Regions from separate parts of the Homo sapiens genome. Here regions 2, 3 and 4 are each linked to region 1. Evidence: chromatin contacts called from ENCODE Hi-C data. All regions are on one chromosome and are shown on one strand. The core of a region is the stretch at or near the end of the contact, and the rest is flanking DNA. Distances in the headings are between cores, read along the strand shown.

The links. A loop is a pair of places that touch in the nucleus more often than their neighbours do. Pooled maps may share reads with other maps.
Region 2: a pooled map shows a loop between it and region 1 (15-fold over the local background). The contact joins the promoter of HM13 here to the promoter of DHX35 in region 1. A Hi-C loop is called at or near these places in 6 of 50 pooled maps.
Region 3: a loop to region 1 is called in a pooled map, with 3 times the contacts of the local background. The contact joins the promoter of ID1 here to the promoter of DHX35 in region 1. A Hi-C loop is called at or near these places in 3 of 50 pooled maps.
Region 4: a loop to region 1 is called in a pooled map, with 15 times the contacts of the local background. The contact joins the promoter of BCL2L1 here to the promoter of DHX35 in region 1. A Hi-C loop is called at or near these places in 5 of 50 pooled maps.

The regions. Positions count from the first base shown.
Region 1 is chr20:38,960,893-38,963,878 of GRCh38, forward strand. It overlaps DHX35 (DEAH-box helicase 35), which reads left to right and starts at 1,452. Exons shown (of 22, transcript NM_021931.4): 1 at 1,452-1,515. The coding sequence starts at 1,476. RefSeq lists a silencer at 1,317-1,436 and an enhancer at 1,477-1,786.
Region 2 is chr20:31,512,883-31,515,868 of GRCh38, forward strand. It overlaps HM13 (histocompatibility minor 13), which reads left to right and starts at 1,560. Exons shown (of 13, transcript NM_178581.3): 1 at 1,560-1,852. The coding sequence starts at 1,670. RefSeq lists a silencer at 2,157-2,226.
Region 3 is chr20:31,603,871-31,606,856 of GRCh38, forward strand. ID1 (inhibitor of DNA binding 1) reads left to right here and starts at 1,419. Exons shown (of 2, transcript NM_002165.4): 1 at 1,419-1,943; 2 at 2,183-2,640. The coding sequence starts at 1,518. The coding sequence ends at 2,224. It overlaps LOC105372588 (a long non-coding RNA gene), which reads right to left and starts at 1,325. Exons shown (of 2, transcript XR_936669.2): 1 at 1,233-1,325; 2 at 821-1,075. RefSeq lists enhancers at 43-881, 617-796, 1,186-1,856, 1,857-2,526, 2,573-2,986.
Region 4 is chr20:31,721,496-31,724,481 of GRCh38, forward strand. BCL2L1 (BCL2 like 1) reads right to left here and starts at 1,373. Exons shown (of 3, transcript NM_138578.3): 1 at 1,123-1,373; 2 at 160-853. The coding sequence starts at 723. RefSeq lists enhancers at 992-1,747, 1,682-1,741, 1,748-2,502, 2,272-2,471 and silencers at 1,112-1,231, 1,282-1,391, 1,291-1,585, 1,792-2,241.

The sequences.
Region 1 (2,986 bases), core at 202-2,701:
GTTGGATAGATAATTTAGAGCTAGCCCTTTAAGGGATAAAGATAATTTAAAGGATGGATGGAGAATTCTAGGCCGAGGGACTAACAGATATTGAGTCCCTACATTAATTACTATAAAAATAAATCAAAGAAGATTCTTACATGAACCTATGCAGGTAAATTCAGATTTTTTTCCCCCTGGTGGATTTGCTCTGAGTTGAGGTAATGAGAGCTAACATTGATTCAGTGCCTGCTATGTTTTGCACTGTTAGGTACTTTACATGTTATCTCATGTAATACCTCTTTAAACCTCATTTTACAACTAAAATTAAATGACAGCTAGGAGCTAGGAAATGGCAAAGTTACGATTCCAAGTCTGGACTGGTTGTCCACAAAAGCCCCTGCTCTTGCCATAATGATGCCACTTCTTTCAAAGAATTCAGAATTTTCTTCACAGCTTTAAAAATGCATAGATTCTGAAGCCTCTCACTTCCTTCCAATTAGTTGCCTACCTAGAAAGTTATTTCCTCCACTTGAGCTCATCACCCCTTCTTAGCGCTCCTTTGGATTACTGTAATTTCTTTTTCTTTGACCTCACCTTTCGTCTGATGGATTAGTGTAATCTTTCCCAAATTTGTTAATCTGAAGAATTCAGGAGCTTCTCAAAATGCAGGTTCCCAAGCCATGCTCCAGGACATCGATTCAGAATTGGATCAAGGCCTAGAATCTGTGTTTTTAACAAGCATTTGACTCAAGGGTATCAAATTGGAGGAAGCACTGAGTTGGTGGACTACCTTAATTGATCTACCCATTTTCAGTCTCTTCTGCCAACCCATTCGCTCCACCCCACCCCCAGTCCGTTTTTCCGTTTTGCCCTCAAGGTCCCTGAAGACTTCCATATCATTTCGCATTGTTTTATTTGGGGCACTGTGCCGCACTACCTGGGCCCACAGCAGGCGCGCAATATTTACTGACAAATACAACCCACGAGGTAGTTCCTATTATTACCCTTCAATTTGAAATTGAGAATAAAACAGAAGTCGACAAGTTGAGGTAGCTTGTGACATCAGTATTTCGTATTTAATCCAGAAAGCACTGCTTCAACGCCCAGTGCGTGCAAGGTTCCACTCTCGGGCCAGCGGTCCTCTCCCAAAGCCCGTTCTTCCTAAGTGTGCGGCCGCCATCCAGGACACGCCACGCTCGTAAAAGGTCACCTGAAGCATCTACCCTCCACGCTCAAGAGGTAGGCGGAGGAGCGCGCCCTTTTCTCCAAAATGGCTGAGCAGGGTCACGTGGGCTCGGGGGCGGGGCCGGTGCGCTCGCCGGAGCCTGGAAGTGGGTCACGTGGCTCAGACGGGGGCGGTAGCTGTGGGGGCGTGGCCGTCACACGGCGCGATCCGTCTGGGCAGCGGCTCTTCGGGGGCCACGCCCTCCGGGCCCTGGGGGCCTAGCGCGCGACGGTGGGGTGGAGCTAGCCTCGTGACCTTTTACCCCAACATGGCTGCGCCCGTGGGACCGGTGAAGTTCTGGCGACCCGGTAAGGCCCTTGGTGGAACGCTGGGCAGATGCGGCGGCCTGACTTCGGTCTTGGCGCCGCGGCCGGCGCCCTGGGGCCAGCAGACCTGCTCGCAGGCCTGACCTCGGCGAGCTGGGCGCTGCCGCCTCTGTGCGGGGGGAGCTCTGGCTCAGGCTCCCCAGTGGTCCCGAGGGATTTGGGGGTGCTCCCCTAGCGTGAGCAGAAACTCTTTGTGACCTTGTTAAAGTGGTCCAGCCTCCTCAGGCCTCGTCTTCCTCGTTACTGATGCTTGTCCTGCCCACCCCGCGAGATGGGGAATCCTAAAGCTCCCTCTCGTGTCTCGTTAGCGCCCTGGGGTTGCGCTGTGGCCCGACAGACAATGCTGCTCGCTGCTGGAGGCTTGCAAGCCCAAGTTATGGAGTCAGACTGTCCGGGTTCGAATTTTCGTCTCTGCCTTGTAGTAGGGTGACCTTGGGCGAGTCACTTAATGCCTCTGAGCCATGACTTCTTTACCTGTAAAGTGGGCAGAACAATAGCTTCTATGCTGTGGGCTTAAATGACAAGCAGAACGCGTTGTCAGACTTAGAATAAATGCTCAAAAAAAGGGAAAGTGTGTTATTTTCTTTTAGGATAATTGTTGTCCACTCCGAATGTCTACTAGAAAAGGGAACAGTCCTTCATATTGGCTGCCAGCCACTTCCTCTCTTACAGACTAACACGAATCACAATCACAAAATGCTTTACTTGTTTTGTCTTGATATTTACTCATTAATCAGGTTTTTACTGAATGTGCATATGCCAGACCGTACTAGATGCATTACTTCCTCTCTGCAAACAGTTTCTTGTAAAAAACAAAAGTTTTTAAATTACAGCTACCAGCTTGATTTTTTTCTACCACCTGCACCCCTGCAGGTCTGGATGTGCAAAGTATATTGCAGCAAAAATGAAATGACACCAAGAATGTAATATAAGCAAAGCTTTTAATTTTTCAGTGGTTCTCTGAAATTCTGACCATGCATATAAGTGATGTGAGAGATAAACCCAAGCAAGAGATATGTTTAATGCTTTTTAAAAATTTGTAGTCTGTCACTTGACAGTTTTATGGTTCAGCATTTCAAGTCATCAGCCAATTATCCATCCTGAGTTTTATTTGCATCCAAAACTAGGAACTTACTAAGTAATGAATACTTTTAATTTATTCACGCTTTTAGTAACAGGTGAAAGTGTTAGGTATAATAAAGAGCTGAATTAATTGTTTGAAATCAGACCAGGGTACTATTTTGGTTAAAGAACGTGGAATTACTCTTAAGAGTTCTATTTCATTATTTAGTTCATCCATTGAGGGTACACTTATTGAAAACCTAATCCTGTGTTCAGGAGACAAATACAGATGCTCAGGGCTCTGCTCTCAAGTTACTGTCTCTCTCTTAATTGAATATAAAGTTAGATGTCCTCTAGAAGAGATTTTACAATGAGACAGAGTAAGGTGGTG
Region 2 (2,986 bases), core at 310-2,809, 7.4 Mb before region 1:
ACACAGTGATGCTTAGATGTTCCAGTATCTAATATAGCCACAGTAGGCTGCAAGCAGTGGCTCATACCTGTAATCCCAACACTTTAGGAGGCTGAGGCAGGAGGATCACTTGAACCTAGGAGTTTGAGACCAGCCTGGCCAACATGGCAAAACCCCATGTCTAAGAAAATATATATTTTTAACTTTTTTAACAATATCAAAAATAAGAATCACATAAATAAACAGATTCTTCAAATTCTGAAAAGAGCCACAAAGCTTTATAAATTGTACAGGGGCATGAACTCGTAAGGTATTATAATTGCCTGGCACATAGTAGGCTCTCAATACATTTGCAAACTCCACACACACCTTACTTTCTTTTGCTTTATTTTTCTCTATTTATCTGCATTAACATGCTATGTAACACATAACTATACATTAACGTTTTACAAATTACAAATTTTTCTTGTTTTTTTTTTTTTTTTTTTTGAGACAGAGTCTCACTCTGTCGCCCAGGCTGGAGTGCAGTGGGCTCACTGCAACCTCCGCCTCCCAGGTTCAAGCCAGTCTCCTGCCTCAGCCTCCCAAGTAGCTGGGATTGTAGGCGCCCGCCACCACGCCCGGCTAATTTTTTATATTTTTAGTACAGACGGGGTTTCACCGTGTTAGCCAGGATGGTCTCGATCTCCTGACCTCGCAATCTGCCCACCTCGGCCTCCCAAAGTGCTGGGATTACAGGCGTGAGCCACCGCGCCTGGCCTTTTTTTTTTTTTTTTTTTTTTTTTTTTTCAGACGGAGTTTCGCTCTTGTTGCCCAGGCTGGAGTGCAATGGCTCAGTCTTGGCTCACTGCAACCTCCGCCTCCCGGGTTCAGGCGATTCTCCTGCCTCAGCCTCCCGAGTAGCTGGGATTACAGGTGCGTGCCACCACGCCCGGCTAATTGTTTGTATTTTTAGTGCAGACGGGGTTTCACCATATTGGTCAGGCTGGTCTCGAACTCGTGACGTCAGGTGATCCACCCGCCTCGGCCTCCTAGAGTGCTGGGATTACAGGCGTGAGCCACTGCGCCCAGCCCATTTTACAGACTTTTATTTTGTTCAGTTTCTTTATTGTCTTCCCAACGTCCCCCCACACACACTGCACTAAAATGCAAACTTCACGAAGGCAAGGAGGAACTTTTGCCTGTATTGTTCACCTCAGTGTCCCCAGAGCCTAGGTCAGTTGTTGGCATATTGAGGGACATTCAATAAATATTTAAGGAGTGAATAAACAATTGGATACCCAATAAATGCATGTATGAATAAACACATTCTTAGTTATTCGGAATATGAGGATTTGCGGAGAGTGGACAGCAGGGGATTGAGGAGACCGGCTGGGACTGGGAAATGGGCATTCGGGTCGCATGCCCACCGCAGTGGCCCAGAGCCCCTGTCCGGACCGCTAACAAGTTGCTTAGCAACCCGCCGCCCGGCCCTCGGCCACCGCTAGAGGGCGAGCGGGCGGGGAGACGTGCACGCGCGCGCGCGTGCGTGCAAGCGTGTGTGCGCGCGTGCGCGGCGCGGGCTTGGGAGGGAGCACGTCACTTCCTGTTGCCTTAGGGGAACGTGGCTTTCCCTGCAGAGCCGGTGTCTCCGCCTGCGTCCCTGCTGCAGCAACCGGAGCTGGAGTCGGATCCCGAACGCACCCTCGCCATGGACTCGGCCCTCAGCGATCCGCATAACGGCAGTGCCGAGGCAGGCGGCCCCACCAACAGCACTACGCGGCCGCCTTCCACGCCCGAGGGCATCGCGCTGGCCTACGGCAGCCTCCTGCTCATGGCGCTGCTGCCCATCTTCTTCGGCGCCCTGCGCTCCGTACGCTGCGCCCGCGGCAAGGTAGGGTCAGCGGGAAAACCGGGCACTTTCCACCCCCATACCGAACACGGCCGACATGGACCCTTCCTAGGCGGGACAGACACCTCTCCCCGGACACTGACTCTTCCCAGCCCTGATCACCACCGTTCCCTCTGTCTCGGGCCCACATTCCGGGGCTGGCATTTCCTACCCCGGGATCTGGGCACCGACCCCCGACCAGGGTATGATACCTTCCCCAATAGGAACTTGCTTCTGCTCCCGACCCGGACCCTGACACTTCCCTCCCTGTGCATCATGCCGCGGCTGGGAACGCTGTCAGCCCGTCCCCCACTGCGACTCGGGCACTGATTGTTCTGAGCCTGTTGGGCCCAGGCAGATCAGCCCCATCATGTATACCTGATGGATACTGGTCCTCACAACTTACTGAATGGTACAATTTCGTGTCATTCCCTGTTAGGAACCCTGCCTCAGCCCACCGCAGGGCCCTTTCTACCATCCAGACCCATCCCTAGACTCTGACTCCTGTCTCACTGGAATCTATGGCACCTTATGTGCTCACCTAGATCCCCCACACCTGGCCCTTGCCCCTGCCTCAAAAACAATGATCTCTTAGAGCCCAGTTTTTCACATCACTTTCTGGAACCATCCCAGTCAGCTGGCTCCTCAGAAGCTGGCATCTTGGTGCCTCTACTTTCCAACTAGGCATGGACGTCTTATTTTCCTGGTTTCCTCTCTTAACTACCATCCAACCTTGGACATGGCCTAGTCAAAACCTAGACCTTGTTCCTAACCTGTAACCCTTTTCCCACCCAGCCTTTGACCCTATCTCAAAGTAGCCCTTCTCCCCATACCCCCAAGACAATCCCCCCACCAAACTGGGCCTGTCTGCTGGGCCACTGTTGGCCCCTCTTGTGAGACTGGGCCAGACTCCATCCCTGGCCTTCCTCAACATCTGTCCTATTGGATAACTAGGAGGACTCCAGCACATTTCACCTTCTGCTTCTCCCTCCCCCTTCCCTGCCCCACTTCTTCCCTATATTAAGCCCTTTCTAGCCCGTTGTACCAATGACTTTTCACTTCCTGGCACCCTCTCCCTTCCTCCACAACCTCTTAATCTGCACCTTCCCGATGCTCCTCCCCCACCCAGACCTGAGG
Region 3 (2,986 bases), core at 169-2,668, 7.4 Mb before region 1:
ATAAGAAATAAATGAAAAAAGATGATCAAGACAAACTCTTCATACAGTGCCCGCTGTACAAAGTAAGAAATTAATAATGGTCACGTTTGTGATTATTATTTAAACACCAAGCAGATATTAAATATTAGGGCTCAGAGAGGGCATGCGACCCGCCTGAATTCACTCAGCTGCAGAGCTGGAAAGAGAACTCAGGCCTTTTTCCCCACGCTGGAAGGGGTAGCTGGGGCGGAGAGGTGGGGGGAGCGGTGAAGAAACCCCAAGCGGCCCAAGCTGTGGGTCTGGGTTGGGAGACTCGCAGGTGTGGGGCGGGGAGGTAAGGTGACCCTTGCTCAGCGACCGCGCCCGCAAGAAACGCATTCCCAGGCCTCCCGCCCGGGGTCTGCAGGTGACGGGCTGGGGGGAGCACGGGAACTAGCTAGACCAGTTTGTCGTCTCCATGGCGACCGCCCGCGCGGCGCCAGCCTGACAGTCCGTCCGGGTTTTATGAATGGGTGACGTCACAGGCCTGGCGTCTAACGGTCTGAGCCGCTGGTTCAGACGCTGACACAGACCGGCCCGGGAAGGGAGGGGGGAGACTGTAGCTCCGCAGCTGCCGCGCCGTGGGAGGGAGACCCTGCTCTGAGGTCTTTGAGAAGAAAATTTAAAAAGCAGCCAAAAATGGGAAAAAACATTAAAAAATCACGAACTGTTGCAGGTTCAGGAAATTTTTGCAAGGAGCTGCAAATTCAAGGTGGAATCGAATGCAGCCTCACTCCACTGCGCTCTATCTAGTTCACTTCCCAGCCACCCAGCCCCAAACTTACTAGACTTTCCCGAATTAATTGCTCCCACCCGGGAGGGATCTGGGTAGGCCCTCCGGGTCTCAGGAACACGAACAGCAACATTATTTAGGAATTGAGAAAGCCCAGGGGAGCAGATGTAAAGGAGCGCCCGCTTTAAATTTCGGTCCTGATATTTGTAGATCAGGGTCCGAGAAGCATCTTCCAAGAGGGTCCGGAAACCCAGGCTCTCTGGGCTATCCAGAGCCAGCCGCTTCTCCGTTCGGGCCTCAATTTCTCTCATCTGTGAAATGGAGCTGGAGAAGTGAGAAAGTGAATATGGGAAAAACTGATTCCTGAGGTCTTTTCATTATAAGGCAATGCCTGCTTAGCTTCCTTGCCTCCTTCCAGAGGAGCCCAGTGCGGCCCTCGCCTCTACCCGCTGCCCTGCCCGGTGCCCTGCCACCGACCCACCCTTGCTGTTCTGAAACCCGGGTCGTCTTTCCACACTGCGAGCAGGCACTAGACGAGCAGGAGGCTGGACCTAGGAGCGCGGGTCACGCCCCCATGCCGCCCATTGGCTGCTTTTGAACGTTCTGAGCCCGCCCCTCCGGGGGCCGTGGCGTGTTTATAAAAGACAAGCTGTGGCTCCGCACTCTCATTCCACGTTCTTAACTGTTCCATTTTCCGTATCTGCTTCGGGCTTCCACCTCATTTTTTTCGCTTTGCCCATTCTGTTTCAGCCAGTCGCCAAGAATCATGAAAGTCGCCAGTGGCAGCACCGCCACCGCCGCCGCGGGCCCCAGCTGCGCGCTGAAGGCCGGCAAGACAGCGAGCGGTGCGGGCGAGGTGGTGCGCTGTCTGTCTGAGCAGAGCGTGGCCATCTCGCGCTGCGCCGGGGGCGCCGGGGCGCGCCTGCCTGCCCTGCTGGACGAGCAGCAGGTAAACGTGCTGCTCTACGACATGAACGGCTGTTACTCACGCCTCAAGGAGCTGGTGCCCACCCTGCCCCAGAACCGCAAGGTGAGCAAGGTGGAGATTCTCCAGCACGTCATCGACTACATCAGGGACCTTCAGTTGGAGCTGAACTCGGAATCCGAAGTTGGAACCCCCGGGGGCCGAGGGCTGCCGGTCCGGGCTCCGCTCAGCACCCTCAACGGCGAGATCAGCGCCCTGACGGCCGAGGTGAGATCCAGATCCGACCACTAGATCATCCTTATACCGACGGGGAAACGGAGGCCAGAGAGGGCGTGGGCGCTTGCACCACTTCCGTCCCATCCTTGCGGGTACCTGGCTATGCGGGGGTGCCTAAGGAGCCTGGAAAAAGCGCTCCCCCGTCGTGCTTCCTGGGGAAGGGGGCGTTCGCTGCGCTCGGAGCGGCGTCCCTTCCAACCCGCCGGTCTCATTTCTTCTCGTTTTCACAGGCGGCATGCGTTCCTGCGGACGATCGCATCTTGTGTCGCTGAAGCGCCTCCCCCAGGGACCGGCGGACCCCAGCCATCCAGGGGGCAAGAGGAATTACGTGCTCTGTGGGTCTCCCCCAACGCGCCTCGCCGGATCTGAGGGAGAACAAGACCGATCGGCGGCCACTGCGCCCTTAACTGCATCCAGCCTGGGGCTGAGGCTGAGGCACTGGCGAGGAGAGGGCGCTCCTCTCTGCACACCTACTAGTCACCAGAGACTTTAGGGGGTGGGATTCCACTCGTGTGTTTCTATTTTTTGAAAAGCAGACATTTTAAAAAATGGTCACGTTTGGTGCTTCTCAGATTTCTGAGGAAATTGCTTTGTATTGTATATTACAATGATCACCGACTGAAAATATTGTTTTACAATAGTTCTGTGGGGCTGTTTTTTTGTTATTAAACAAATAATTTAGATGGTGGTAAAGTTGTAGTGACTTCTTGGGTTGAGGGGAGGGGCCTGGGCTGGGGGTTGACCCCTGACCCTCTTCACAGCTGGTTCTGGGAGGAGAATTGGAGGGCTACATCTGGATTGTTGCTCTTACCGGCCTGAATGAGTGTTTCCGGTGTCTTTAAAGTCTATTCTTCCCCCACCATCCCTGCCCATTTCCCTGCTCCCCAGTGTTATAAAACTAAATACTCCAGACCTCTGGGGTTTCTCACAGTGATCATTGGGCCATCTAGATCACCTGGGGAGGTTGTTAAAATGCAGATGAACCTGCCAGGGCCCCCTCTGTATTGGGAGTATTGAGCAAGCCATTTAAGTTG
Region 4 (2,986 bases), core at 123-2,622, 7.2 Mb before region 1:
GTTAACCTCTTGTGGTGAAATGAGGCCAGTCAGGTTTCCTCAACTATCAACGTCTCCAACAATCACCCAACACAACAGAAAGAGATACAGAAGAAGGGCTGTTGGGGATCTCTGACCAGAGGCCAAAGAAAAGGGACACACAAGGGGCTTGGTTCTTACCCAGCCGCCGTTCTCCTGGATCCAAGGCTCTAGGTGGTCATTCAGGTAAGTGGCCATCCAAGCTGCGATCCGACTCACCAATACCTGCATCTCCTTGTCTACGCTTTCCACGCACAGTGCCCCGCCGAAGGAGAAAAAGGCCACAATGCGACCCCAGTTTACCCCATCCCGGAAGAGTTCATTCACTACCTGTTCAAAGCTCTGATATGCTGTCCCTGGGGTGATGTGGAGCTGGGATGTCAGGTCACTGAATGCCCGCCGGTACCGCAGTTCAAACTCGTCGCCTGCCTCCCTCAGCGCTTGCTTTACTGCTGCCATGGGGATCACCTCCCGGGCATCCAAACTGCTGCTGTGGCCAGTGGCTCCATTCACCGCGGGGCTGTCTGCCAGGTGCCAGGATGGGTTGCCATTGATGGCACTGGGGGTCTCCATCTCCGATTCAGTCCCTTCTGGGGCCTCAGTCCTGTTCTCTTCCACATCACTAAACTGACTCCAGCTGTATCCTTTCTGGGAAAGCTTGTAGGAGAGAAAGTCAACCACCAGCTCCCGGTTGCTCTGAGACATTTTTATAATAGGGATGGGCTCAACCAGTCCATTGTCCAAAACACCTGCTCACTCACTGAGTCTCGTCTCTGGTTAGTGATTCTCTTCTAAGATCCAAAGCCAAGATAAGATTCTGAAGGGAGAGAAAGAGCTTCAGGAAAAAAAAATAATTAATATGCATGCCATTTACCCTAAAAATTCCATTCCCCCTCCAGGTACCAGAACTGGTTTCTTTGTGGGTCTTACGAAGGTCTGGGTCTAGGTTCCAAGATACTTCACTTAAGTCAAATCGAAAGCACCAGTGGACTCTGAATCTCCCACCAGCCTTTTCTACCCCCGTCTTCTCCGAAATGCCTTCCTCGGAAAGTCACTCCCTGGGCAGTCCCCCCCGCCCCACTCCCGCTCCCCCGCACCACCTACATTCAAATCCGCCTTAGGCAAAGGCAGGCAGGTGCAGCCCCCGGAAGATCTTTTGTATCACAGGTCGGGAGAGGAGGTGGCTGCGGGGATGCCGGTAACTCAGCCGGCCTCGCGGTGGCTGGCAAAAAAACCAGCTCCGGCCGGAGGGATCATGCGACCCGGCAGGCTGGGAGCCCAGAAGGCGACACAGGAATTGCGAAGCTCAGGAACCAGCCCCCTCGCTTGCTTCCTCCTCCATCGCCCGGATCGAGGGCGGCCGCTCCGCAGCCGCGGCCTCCTGCCACCCGGGAGCCCAGCCCCCTCTCTCTTGCACGCCCCTTGGCTCTCCGCCTCCTACTGGGAGCCAGGAGTACTCTCCCGGAGGTGGCTGGTATGGATTTAGTTGGTTTTTGTTTTTCTTTTTTCTATTTAAGCACCAGCCCAGGGTGAGGTGGAGGCGTCCGAAACCCTAAAGGGACTTCTCAATGGGGTTCAAGGTTTCAGTGAGGGACGCAGGGAGGGGGAAACTGCCTCAGATCTGCAATCTGACTTTGGGAAGGCCACCCCCAGGCCTGTCTGTGATGTTGAAGGCCGGAGACCCCCAACAAATGCCGCTGGTTTGCTCTGAATTCCCCAAAGGCCCAGAACGTGGCAGTTGGGGATTGCCGGGTCCTCCATTCCCCGCCCGGACACAATGGCCGCCGGCGCCCTGCACAAAGACTGGGTGAGGGTGAGGCGCTGGGCCTCTCCTCAGGTCAGGAAGAGGGGTCGAGGCCTGCTCGACGGCCCCACAGCTGAGACCACGTTTTCCTGGGGACAGGCCCAAAGTGGCTTTCTGGCGCCCCCGGGAGGGCTCCGGGGCCGGGGGCTGCACCTCTCCGGAGCCCAGGGTGGGCCGGCTGCGGCCTAGCGGCTTCTCGAGCTCACTAGGCCGGGTACCCGCCGAGCCACCGCCCCGTTGCTAGGCAACCGCCCTCCCCCGGGGGCGCCCCCTAGACCTTCCTGAGAGGAGGGGCCTCGCCCCCGGCGGTCCGCCCCAGCGCAGCCAATCAGCGAGCCCAGCCGGCACGGAAGCGGGACGGCGAAGGCTCCTATTGGGCGCAACGGCTGTCACGCACAGGGGAGGCGGCGCTCTCACCTGCGAGCCCCGCGAGCCGTGGGGGGCCACATCCCCCTTCATCGGCCCGGTAGCTTCCAGACGCAAGAGCTCTTCGCGGCCGAGTTCCGCGCCGCGGACCCGGGCCGGCCTACCTGGCTGCCGGCCTACCTGGCTGACTGCTCGCGCCGTCTCTCCCGAACAAGCCGGCCTCAGTTTCCCCTGAAGAGACAGGGGAACTTGCAAGCTCAGTCACTTCCGGTGCCGCGGCAACGCGCGCGAGCCCGAGACGCAAAGGGAGTGCGCGCCTTGAGTGACTGGCATCAGGACCGGGGAGAGATCGCCCCCTCGCGGTAGATCTGGGGAATCGGGAGGCGCAAAAAATCAACATTTATAATCACATTTCCATTTATTCATTCAGTCAGTCAGTCAGTCACTCATCAGTCAATCAGCCTATTTCATCCGTCCGTCAGTTTATATATAGAAGAAGCATCGCCTTGTGGTTAAGCACTTTGTCTGGATTCTAACTCTGCTAGTTAGGCAAGTTTCTCAACTGCTCTGTGCTTCAATGTCCTCAATTGTAAAATGGGTAATAGTACCAACCTCTCTCGTTGAGCTATTGTGATGATTAAGAGAGTTATTAATTGTAAACTCCATAGGACAGGCCGGGCGCGGTGGCTCACGCCCGTAATCCCAGCACTTTGGGAGGCCGAGGCGGGCGGATCACCTGAGGTTAGGAGTTCAAGACCAGCGTGGCCAATGTGGTGAAACCCCGTCTCTACTAAAAAT